Regions from separate parts of the Homo sapiens genome. Here regions 1, 3 and 4 are each linked to region 2. The links are chromatin contacts, found by Hi-C or POLR2A ChIA-PET in ENCODE. All regions are on one chromosome and are shown on one strand. Each heading gives the region's core, a stretch centred on a gene start or an enhancer-like site at or near the end of the contact. The rest is flanking DNA. Distances are from core to core; before and after follow the strand shown.

The links. Hi-C counts contacts between places; a loop is a spot of excess contacts on that map. ChIA-PET counts read pairs that join two places held with the same protein, here RNA polymerase II (POLR2A). Pooled maps may share reads with other maps.
Region 1: a loop to region 2 is called in a pooled map, with 2.7 times the contacts of the local background. The contact joins two enhancer-like sites. A Hi-C loop is called at or near these places in 2 of 37 single-sample maps with no recorded cell type and 6 of 50 pooled maps. POLR2A ChIA-PET finds 5 or more read pairs at or near these places in 1 of 52 experiments (activated CD8-positive, alpha-beta memory T cell).
Region 3: a pooled map shows a loop between it and region 2 (6-fold over the local background). The contact joins two enhancer-like sites. A Hi-C loop is called at or near these places in 9 of 50 pooled maps. POLR2A ChIA-PET finds 5 or more read pairs at or near these places in 3 of 52 experiments (A673, B cell and activated T-cell).
Region 4: a loop to region 2 is called in a pooled map, with 5 times the contacts of the local background. The contact joins two enhancer-like sites. A Hi-C loop is called at or near these places in 1 of 37 single-sample maps with no recorded cell type and 10 of 50 pooled maps. POLR2A ChIA-PET finds 5 or more read pairs at or near these places in 1 of 52 experiments (activated naive CD4-positive, alpha-beta T cell).

The regions. Positions count from the first base shown.
Region 1 is chr15:85,295,485-85,298,440 of GRCh38, reverse strand. No RefSeq gene overlaps it. Among named protein-coding and RNA genes, the nearest start is that of MIR7706, 84 kb to the left of the region's middle. Within about 2 kb of position 1,685, at least 3 of the 41 ENCODE cell types and tissues checked have a DNase peak (open chromatin) inside an H3K27ac peak, as active enhancers do.
Region 2 is chr15:85,542,580-85,545,326 of GRCh38, reverse strand. It overlaps AKAP13 (A-kinase anchoring protein 13), which reads right to left. Exons shown (of 37, transcript NM_007200.5): 5 at 1,372-1,555. Among named protein-coding and RNA genes, the nearest start is that of AKAP13, 160 kb to the right of the region's middle. Within about 2 kb of position 1,491, at least 23 of the 41 ENCODE cell types and tissues checked have a DNase peak (open chromatin) inside an H3K27ac peak, as active enhancers do.
Region 3 is chr15:85,407,020-85,409,784 of GRCh38, reverse strand. The region is part of intron 1 of AKAP13 (A-kinase anchoring protein 13); the gene reads right to left. Among named protein-coding and RNA genes, the nearest start is that of AKAP13, 28 kb to the right of the region's middle. Within about 2 kb of position 1,369, at least 15 of the 41 ENCODE cell types and tissues checked have a DNase peak (open chromatin) inside an H3K27ac peak, as active enhancers do.
Region 4 is chr15:85,723,810-85,726,751 of GRCh38, reverse strand. It overlaps AKAP13 (A-kinase anchoring protein 13), which reads right to left. Exons shown (of 37, transcript NM_007200.5): 27 at 266-342. Among named protein-coding and RNA genes, the nearest start is that of LINC02883, 33 kb to the left of the region's middle. RefSeq lists an enhancer at 1-385. Within about 2 kb of position 1,577, at least 9 of the 41 ENCODE cell types and tissues checked have a DNase peak (open chromatin) inside an H3K27ac peak, as active enhancers do.

The sequences.
Region 1 (2,956 bases), core at 436-2,935, 250 kb after region 2:
CCCAGGCTGGTCTTGAACTCCTGAGCCCAAGCAATCCTCCTGCCTTGGCCTTCCAAAGTGCTGAGGTTACAGGCGTGAGCCACCGCACCTGGTCACAACTTGATTTGAGAGCGTATGGTTGACAACATCTTGATGAAAAGGGATATGGCTGGCCAGGCATGGTGGCTCACACCTGTAATCCCAGCACATTGGAAGGCCAAGGTGGGCAGATCATGAGGTCAGGAGTTCAAGACCAACCTGGCCAACATGGCGAAACCCCATCTCTACTAAAAATTGAAAAATTAGCTGGGTGTGGTGGGGGGTGGCTGTAGTCCCAGCTACTCAGGAGGTTGAGGCAGGAGAATCGCTTGAACCCGGGAGGTGGAGGATGCAGTGAGCCGAGATAGTGCCACTGCAGTCCAGCCTGGGTGACAGAGAGAGAATCCATCTCAAAAAAAAAAAAAAAAAAAGGGATATGGCTGATACACACAGAAAGATCTACTCTCCTAAGACCTTGTGCCCCAAGAATTTTATGACTTCTTGGATGGTATCAATTGTGTTTTATGATTGATTTATTCATTTACTTGATAAGTTTTGATCGAGTGCGGCTCTGTACCAAGAACTGTGTCAAGAAATGGGGATACATTGTTGTGCGAGAGGAAGTCCTCATGTGCCAGGAATTTACAGTAGACAGGGGAAGATACGCAAACTCATTACGAAGAAATACGGTAAATGCGAGGGGAATGGAAGCAGAGGGTGCTCTGGAGTACTCAGGAGGATTATTCAGCCCAGCCTTATACTGTCAGGGATAGTTTCCCAAAAGAAAGGATATCTAACCTGAGAGCAGAAGAATAAATACTAGTTAGCCAAGTTAAGGAGGATGGGTAGATGGGAGGGAGTGAGTTTTAGTTTTAAGGCATTCTAGGTAGAGAGAAAAGCAATTTGGGCAAATCTGGTAGGGGATAAAAATCATTTGGGAAACTGAAAGTCAGCCTCTTGAGTTGATTGCAGGAGGAGAGGGTGAGATAAGTTAGGAGAAGAAAAACAGGGATCGGATCACAAAAAGCCTTTTAAGTAAGATTAAGGGCAGGGGTATTATTATGAGGTCAATACAAAGCCATTAGATCTTTTGAGTAGGTGGTATACAGTGTAATCGCATTTGCATTTTTAAAACATTATCTTGTCTATGCGGTGAGAATAAACTGGAGGTGGATAAGAGCAGAGGCAGCTCCCTTAGGAGGTTGTTGCTGTATCCTAGGCCAGAGATCATGAGTTGGACTTGAGGCTGGGGCTGGAGAGAAGCGGCCAGAGAAGAACATATGGCTAAAACAGGCAACCTGAAAACATTCAGGAAATTATTGTCATTAGAGGACAGCCCGGCAAAATGCAAATTGTTCTGTCCTTATTTGATCTCAGCTGGACTATGAATTCTGTGGGGACAGGGACTATTTTGTATTCATCCCCGTTTCCAGTACTACGGAAGTACTCAGGAAATGAATGTTCTTCCTAAGTGAGTCTCAGTGACATGGTGTTTGGATAGAGTGGTAACCCTCACGCCTTTGCTGACCCACCTTTATTAGGGAAGTTCAGCAGCGATTGTGAAGTCGACGTGTAGCGCTACCGCGGCAGGGACATTAAGGTGCAGAAGCTTTACCCAGTGCACAGTGCACACTGAAATACCCAGGCTGGTTTTTCCTGACTCAGTTCTCTTCTGCCATCTGCTGGGACAGTCTTTCATAGCACATCAAAGCAAGATCACCAAGGAAGACAGGCCTGAAAGCTTTGTGGGAGCCACAGTGGACAATGACTTGGATAAGTTTACGATTTAGTCAGAGATGCAAGAATCACATCCAAACCACTGTCCATTTGAAGCTAATCTTCAGTATTTATTTCCCAAAGACTAAATGTCTTTTTTATAAGAATGAGTTCATGTCCTTTGCAGGGACGTGGATGAAGCTGGAAACCATCATCCTCAGCAAACTAAGACAGGAACAGAAAACCAGACACTGTGTGTTCTCACTCATAAGCGGGAGTTGAACAATGAGAACACATGGACACAGGGAGGAAAACATCACACACGGGCCTGTTGGGGGGTAGGGGGCAAGAGGAGGGAGAGCATTAGGACAAATACCTAATGTATACGGGAATTAAAACCAAGATGACAGGTTGATAGGTGCAGCAAACCACCATAGCACAAGGATACTTTTTTTTTTTTTTTTTTTTTTTCTGATACAGAGTCTCGCTCTGTCTCCCAGGCTCTGGAGTGCAGTGGCGCAAACTCGGCTCACTGCAAGCTCCGCCTCCCGGGTTCACGCCATTCTCCTGCCTCAGCCTTCCGAGTAGCTGGGACTACAGGTGCCCGCCACCACGCCCGGCTAATTTCTTTTTGTATTTTTAGTAGAGACGAGGTTTCACCGTGTTAGCCAGGATGGTCTCGATCTCCTGACCTCGTGATCCACCCGCCTCGGCCTCCCAAAGTGCTGGGATTACAGGCGTGAGCCACCGCGCCCGGCCGCACATGGATACTTATGTAACAAACATGCAGGTTCTGCACATGTATCCCAGAACTTAAAAAAAAAAAAGTCTTTTTTTTTTTTTGAGATAAAGTCTTGCCTTGTCACCCAGGCTCCAGGCTGGGGTGCAGTGGCATGAACATGGCTCAGTGTAGCCTAGCCTCCTCCTGGGTTCGAGAAATCCTCCCACCTCAGCCTCCCAAAGTGCTGAGATTTCAGGCGTGAGCCGTCATGCCGGCCCATGCAGACTATCTTAAATGTCTGTATTCTCCTTTGAGTTTTTGCAACAACTTTACGATAGCCATATATTATAACATTTTTTAAACAAGGAAACAGAAACACAGACATTTAAATGAAAAGCTAACTTTGAACAAAAAATAAGTAGCCCGAGCCAGGACTGAAGCTTCCTTGACTCCTGGTTCCATACTTTTGTCACAATGTCTCAACGTCTCCAACACACTAAG
Region 2 (2,747 bases), core at 242-2,741:
CAAAAATCAAATTTAGAGGAAATGCATTTGAACTTCACAATAGTTATGCAGAGTTAACTGTTTCAACTTCTGAAACAAGGCCTCTCTTCCTGAGGCCATGAGGCTAACCGTAGAATGAATCCAATCATTGGCCAGATGGGAAGTGTGAAGGAGTAGAATGTATCACTCCCTGGAATACTGTCTTAGGAGAGCTCAGGTATCCAAAGCTCATTTGAGATAAGTGCCCCTCCTACCACCACTGTATCTGTAGCACCCATCAGAAAGCTTTCTGCAAAGAACTGTCTGTCTAGCGTGATGGGGAAAGGTATAAGCCTGGCAAGTGAATCAAGAAAAAGCTGTTTACATAACCGTAAGTAGCACTACATTCTGAGGTCTCTTTTTGGTCCTTCCAGACTATATACACAGTTAAAAATGGTAAAACATAAAGCACAACTAAATTAAATCTGGCATGAGCAAAATATCTGAGAATTTGCTAATACTGACTCAATTTGCACAGGTCCCTCAATTGCTAAAGAACATAGATCCAATGGGTTTATACTTGTTCAGATAATGTGGTGGAAAAGATAATGATGATAACCACAAAACTAATAAAAATGTATTAAACAACAGAAACTATTCTTGAAACTTCTTTATATAAACATTCCAATAAAAACTTTTGGCTGCTCTAGTGTGTTTATTTCTTTATTTATACAAGAATAAAAGAGCGCTCTTCAAATGTTTTGACTAACAACCTTCCTCTAGAGAACTCTTTAAAGAGTCAGGACATATAATAATTGAGCCCAAAAACAGACAGGATTTCCTACTGCACATTTCCAGGACAATTCAGTTGCTTTTTATTGCTGTTCATATGAAGAAACCACTGCTCTCAAATTTTATTCACAGAAATTACATTCAATCCAAAACTTAATTGTTTACAATATTTTCTGTATGCAATTATAATATGGAAGTACTGGTTTCTAATTAACTCTTTCAAGTCTTAAAGACATACCAGAAAAAAATATATGATATAGGAAATCTGTTTCCTCTTGTACTAAACCAGGATAAACTGTATACATTGGTAATGTTATGCTACCTCCACAGACAAGGCTCATTCTGACTTTTGAGTAAAATAGTAAAATATAAGAGATAAGAATTGAAGAAGGCAGGCAGGCAGACGAGAGAGAAAATGGTTAACACGACTTACGTTTCTCTCTCAGACAATGAAGTGGTTAGCAGGAGCAAGCTTACAAACCTCCAGCAGAAGGCAAGATACAGAGCTGAGGTTTTAATTTGCGGCAAACACACAATGAGATGCCAAGTGGGTGGTACTCCTATGAATCGGGGGTGGGGCTGGGGATGAGAGGAGGGAAATAAGGCAGAAGGAGCACTTACTCGGTTAGAAGCTGGTGCAGCTTGTGATAGCCTCGCTCCAAGGCCAAGCTCACAGGCGTCGCCCCTTCCTGGTTGTGGATACTGAGAGCTCCGCGGCCACCTGGCTTCTGCAACAGGAACCACGTCAACCTCAGCAGTCCCAGCCGCACAGCAAAATGCATCAATGTCTCTCGCGGGCCAGCATCTGTAAATGGGGGAGAAAATGAACGTAAGTGAGGAAAATATAAAAACAAAAAACAAACAAACATAAAGACAAGTTATGTAAACACCACTGCCTCCAAGTGCCTAAGATTGTAAAGTTAAGCTACAACATACAGTGTGAACAGCTTTATTGTGGCCAGGTAGAATCAGCCCTCAAGTAAAGGCAAAACAAAGCTACAAAAGCATAGAAAGTATAGGAAGCAAAATCTTCAATCGAACACAGTCCTGCAAAAGAGAATCAGGACATTTCTATATTCTGACTTAATACACAGTGTTTGTTCAACCAATTTCACAGGCAGGCATATAAAGGCGACCCATACACACGTTCTTTTACTCAAATAATAATAACAGAAGCAAATGCAGCCCCACAACATGAGGTCCAAGAGGGAATAGCTGTTGGGACTTAAATGGGTGTATCATAAATGGTATAATTACTTTTTAAAAGAACACCCAGACAGGAGTTGGCTAGTTAAACACTAAAAACAGGTTCTGCTTGTTCAGTACACATGGGTCTTTTTATTCCTACACAATAAGGGCAAATCAAATTTCTGGCACTGCCAGCTTTATTTATTTGTTTAATGAGAGGAAGAAATGCATCTCCTGGCACAATAAGGAAGACTAACTCTAAGACAATCCACTAATAACTGCAGAAAGGAAAACGTTTATTTAACTTGAAATAAAGGCTCCCTCTTAGTAAAGTGAGTCACTCTGAAAGTGACAGAATGAGGAAGGGCTTGTAGTTAGACAAATCAGGGTTCGAATCTGGCATTTACCATCTGTGTGACCAAGCGTGATTCATGTAACATCTCTGAACTTCACTTTCTTCATCCCTAAAGTGAGATACCAACACCTCACTCACAGAGGTGTAACAAATGAGAAGAGGTAGATGAAATGCTAGTATTATGACTGGCTGTAGTAGACATTCATTAAATCCCAGTTCCTCTCTGTTTCCCGGCTCTCTTCACTGTCCTCTTGGACATCAAATTACATTCAAGGTTCACTAGCAATACTCTCTTCCTTCAGCAGTCCTCAGTGCCCAACCTAGGATGACAGGAGCTGAGGTCTTTGCAGGGATGCCACATATAGCCCCACAAGGCTGTACTACACTTAACTCCAGGGAGCTGGGAATGGCACCCTGAAGTTGTGCCTGCCTCAGCTTAGCTATCATCTCTTTC
Region 3 (2,765 bases), core at 120-2,619, 140 kb after region 2:
GTGGTGGGCGCCTGCAGTCCCAGCTACTCGGGAGGCTGACGCAGGAGAATGGCGTGTACCCAGGAGGCGGAGCTTGCAGTGAGCCGAGATCGCACCGCTGCACTCCAGCCTGGGCGACAGACAAAGCGAGACTCTGTCTCAAAAAAAAAAAAAAAAAACTACTACTAGCTGCATCAAAGAATATAATCAACAGAGTGAAAAGGCAACCCACAGAATGGGAGAAAATTCTAGCAACTCTTATTTAATAAGAGATTAATATTTAGAATACATAAATAATTCCTACAACCAATTTAAAAAAAGGGTAATGGACCTGATAGGGTGGCTCATACCTGTAATCCCAGCACTTTGGGAGGCCGAGGCAGGCAGATCACCTGAGGTCAAGAGTTCGAGACCAGCCTAGACAACATGATGAAACCCTGTCTCCACTAAAAATACAAAAAATTAGCTGGGTGTGGTGGTGCACTCTTTCATCCCAGCTACTCAGGAGGCTGAGGCAGGAGAATCGCTTGAACCTGGGAGGCAGAGGTTCCAGTGAGCAGAGATCGTGCCTATGCACTCCAGGCTAGGCGACGAGTGAAACTCCATCTCAAAAAAATAATTAAATTAAAATAAAATAAAAATGAAAAACAGGCAAAGGATTTGAACAAATATTTCTCCAAAAAAGATATACAAATAGCCAATAACCACATAAAAAGATGCTCACATCACTAACTACTAGAAAAATGCAAATCAAAACCACAATGAGATATCACTTCACACACTATAAGATGACTACTGTCACAAAAACAGAAAATAACAAGTGTTGGTGAGGGTACAGAGAAACTGGAACACTTGTGCACTGCTGTTAGAAATGTAAAATGGTACAGCCACTATGGAAAACAGTATGGCAGCTCCTCAAAAAATTAAAAATAGAATTACCATATGATCCAGCAAGTCCACCTCTGGGTACATACGCCAAAGAACTGAAAGCAGGGACTTCGAAAGATGTCTGTACACCCATGGTCAAAGCAACATTATTCACAATAACCCATATGTGGAAACAACTCTAGTGTCCATTGGTGGATGAATGGATAAACAAAATGTGGTATATACATACAATGGAATATTATTCTGCCTTAAAAAGGAAATACATTCTGACACATGCTACCACATGGATGAATTCTAATGACATTGTGCTAAGTGAAGTAAGCCAGTCACAAGAACGCAGACTGTGTGGTATCATTTACATATAGTACCCAGAATAGTCAAATCCATAGAAACAGGAAGTAGAAAAGTATTTGCCAGGGACACGGAGGAGAGAGAAATAGAAAGTTATTGTTTCATGGGTACAAAATTTCCGTTCCGCAACATGAAAAGAGTCATGGAAATGGACAGTGGTGATGACTGCACGACAATGTGAAAGAGCTAAATGCCACTGCCTCTGCACTTAAAAATGATTAAGACGGTAAATGGTTAAGATGGTAAATTTTATGGTATGTGTGTTTACCACAATTAACATTTTTTAATATTCTTAAAATATCAATTACTGGCATGCAGTAAGCAGTTGGTACTTTCTAGATGAATAAATGGACTCTAAAATAGATTGTGGGCAAAATCAAGAACCACTTTGAATGAGGTAATCTAAGCCAAATGTAAACATTACCACTTCCAGGAAGCCAACTCCTCTCCCATGCCAGAATGAATCATGCCCCTCAGTGCACTCTCATTCACCCAGCAGCCTGTGCTAGAAATTCCCAGTTATTCTGGACAACTACCACCTCCTAATTCCCACCATCTACTCAACAAGTTTCATCCATTCAACTTTCAAAATGTCCATTAGATCTGCTGGCTCCCTTCCAACCTCACTGCATTCAAGCCCTCACAATCTGTCCAAAACTATGGTAATGGCCTCCTCTAACTTGTCTGAGAGGCAATGCTCCCTTCTCCCTCTGCCAAGCCACTATCCTCTACTGCTCACAGAATGAGGTATCCAAAACAAAACCAGACTATCCTCCCTTTTGCTTCAAGAGGACAAACTAAAAGACGCTTCCACCCACCCCATTTTGACTTTCTAACCTAATTCGGTGACCACACCCTATCCACACGAAATAATTCTACACCTCACTGCTCACTGAGTTCAAACACACCAAGCTCTTTGACGTCTGTTTCTTTGCACACAGTGTATCACAGCAGAACCATCATTCCATTCTTTCTCTCCTCAACCCAGGCCTGGCAAATTCCTACTCATGCTTTAAGACCCAGCACAGGCCGGGCACGATGGCTCATGCCTATAATCCCAGCACTTTGGGAGGCCAAGGCAGACAGATCACCTGAGGTCAGGAGTTGAAGAACAGCCTGGCCAACATGGTGAAACCCTGTCTCTACTAAAAATAAAAAAAATTTTAAAAAAATTAGCCAGGCATGGCAGCGCATGCCTGTAGTCTCAGCCACTCGGGAAGCTGAAACAGGAGAATCTCTTGAACCCAGGAGGCGGAGGTTGCAGTGAGCCCAGATCGCACCACTGCATTCCAGCCTGGGTGACAGAGCAAGACTCCGTCCCAAAAAAAAAAAAAAAGACCCAGCACACCCGTCCCATCCCTCATCCCTCATCTGTGTTCCTTAGAAGCCTGTATACCACAAAGTTGGTACTCTAACATTGTTACACAACAAATTTCCATATCTCTCACTATACCCCAATTATCTTTGCATTCCTAGTGGCTGGTGCACATTCCTTCTGCTTAAATATTTCTTCAATGAGCTTATACTACTTGTAACTAGCATAAAAT
Region 4 (2,942 bases), core at 328-2,827, 180 kb before region 2:
AAATGCTCCAGTGACCAGGTTTCTTCATAGATCAAATAGTCAGATGTCCAAGACACTAAAAGAAGACTGTGATGAAACAGAATAATAATTTTTTGGGAAGAGGGGATGCCAGAAAATTCTGAGGGCATGTGGGAAATTACTCAGAGGAATTTGTCCTGAGCCATTTAATTTTAAGAGGGCGGGGGAGAGCAATAACATAGTGCTTACATTCCATAACTAAACTAGCTGCTTATAATACTATTACAAAAATAACAATTCAGCTTACCAATGATGCAAAGATGTACTTCTGGTCTTTTTCTTGAAGGAAAACTAAAATGTCAGTGAGAAGAACTGCTTGAACCTCTGGAAAATGGAAATGGGAGAAGGGAAGATAAAACGATGACTACTTAATAGTTACCCACAGTCAGAAGGTTTTTTATTGAAGGGTGTTTCAGCAACACATACACCCCTATACGGGCAAACTATGATCTGAGATCACACTCCTCCAAAGCAACAGTTTTACAGTTCTCCAGGATTCAGATCTGGTCACCAGATTTTTAGCAGCATTTTAAAATGGGATTTATCACCAAAGCCTTGTTTTGGAAAAGTTTAAGTACTCAGTCCTAGAAAGATATATCCCATAAGACAAGATTTTAAGAATAAAATACTTTTAAGAATAAAGCTGAAAAGCTGGACTTGTACAGATGTTAAACAGCAACACATAGCAGGATACTCCAAAAAATACTCAGATTGCAATATTTTTCGACTTCTAATTACAGTAATGGGAAAGGTGTGGGGCAGGAGACAGGAATGCTGCCCAAAGATGAAGTATAGAAATATCTAAGTCTAATGAAAAGACGTCTTCCATGCCCTCAAAAGAACAAAGAGTGGCCACACAGGCAGGCGCCTTCCAGTCTTACAGGTACATGTGAATATAGGGCTCTTTCCTCAGCTCCATATGCAATAGTCAGCTTAAACTCTAGCTCTGACTAATCCTCTAGGAGTAGGTAGTAACATTTTCCACTAGTCTCCTGAGGATGGTTTGATGTCTCTGGAGTTGAGTCTATCTCGAGCTAGCAGGTTGGCCCCTATGTAACATCTTCACTGTGGAAAGTGAAGTCCACAATTCCCTGGGAAAGGATGGAACTGATTTATGCAGTCCATGCCCCACCTTTTCTTCTACCTCTGCCGCAACTGAAATCCCCTTTCTGTGGAATTCACTGCAAAGCTATGAAGAAAACAGAAGCAAGGACATCTGATTCCTAGGGAGGTCTAATTTTTTTAGGCTAAACTACTGCAATTTTCTGTGTACTGCCATCAGTTATGAAAAAGTTTTTTTTTTAAAGTTTACTTTTAAATAATTCAGGTGCCTGCACCCTCCCCCTCCCCCCAAAAAAGCAGAGACACACATTTTAACTTCATTGAATCTTGAAGTTTATATGATCAGTGTCAGTGGATCAGAGAAAAACAATCCCACCCCTTTCAAAGAGTACCCAACATAGTACTGGCTGTTCTTGGCATGAATTCACTTGGGGGTGAAAATGACTAAACACCAACTCCTATCTCTACAGGAGGCATTCTAGGCCAGAAAACCTATCGTTCTGCCGCTGGCTTGACCACAACTTTATTGCAACAGCTGGAATCTACTAGTTTTTATTTTGGGAATAAATAAATTGCTATGTAAAGGAAAGAATAAAGCGCTGGATCCAGGCAACAGCAGCTCTAGGAAATTCAGGCCTTTACAAGAAGGGGCAGGTATTTCTGAACTGCCAGACAGCGTAAAAGTCTCAAAGAGAGCTAGGGCTCTCAGAACATCATGGAATATTAAGACTGGAGGGAAGGAGCCTTAGTTTAAGTTTATCACAGAACCATGAAATACACAGCCAGCTGGTGGTGGGAAAGGAGATTTCTTTCTCTGAATCTTTTCTGCCCTTCTTTTTTATGCCTTCTGCTACAATGCAGGCCCAGATGAGCTCTTCCCCAAAGCACTGCACAGTCTCTTATCTGTCACCAGTCTCTCTTCACTCCAGCTGCACTCTAAACTGCCCCTAGTTGTCATACTGAAAAACCACCTCATGTATCCCTCTCCTGCTTGCCGTTCTCGTTTTTGAACCCATTCTTTGCCCCCTTCCCTCATCAATAGTATCAACTGTTAACTCCTCAGTCTGGAGAATGCACCTCATTACAACCTGGCCCCTCCCGTTTCTTTGGGCTGGTTTCCCGTCACTCCCCTGTCATTCACTCTGCTCTCTCACGTGAGAGTCCCGGGTGTCCACTCTTCCCTGGATGTGCCACACCCTTTCAACTCTGTGCTTCCACTTTCTCTTCCTTAGTGTGGGGAACACTTTCTCCTTATGTGCCGTCATCCTTCAAGACTTGACTCTATTGCTATTCCTCTTGCTTTCTCCTCCATTCCAGCACTCACCACACTGTAGAGCAGGTATCTCTTTCCAAGGCTCTTCATTTTGATTTCAACTTCTAAGCAGGGTGTCCTGCTTTATTCATTGTTGAAACCAGCTGACTGCCTGGAACTTCTTTACCATTTGTTCTATGCGTGGGCATTTCCTATAGCAGTTATCTACATCATCACTTATACCTCAGAAATGAAAGCAGCACCCATTTCCTCCACCTTCTTTCTATGCCAGTGAGGCTGACAGTACTGGCCTACCCTGCTTCAATGTCCTCAGCTCACTGAGGCCAGGGCGACGGGGTGGGTATAATTCAAGGCTATTGGTGTAACATATAGGCCCATGGAGTATAGGTTTGATGAAAACAAACAAAAAAAATCAAATGTACACATAAATTAAAAAACAAGCCTCATAGCTTCTTTAACTTGATACGGCTGACTATTAGAAATGTAAAAATTAAAACCAAATGGAAAATGGGCATCCTTTATGATTTATTTTGCTTTAAAGATATACGAATATCATAAATTATAACAATAAAAAAATCTAATTGATGTG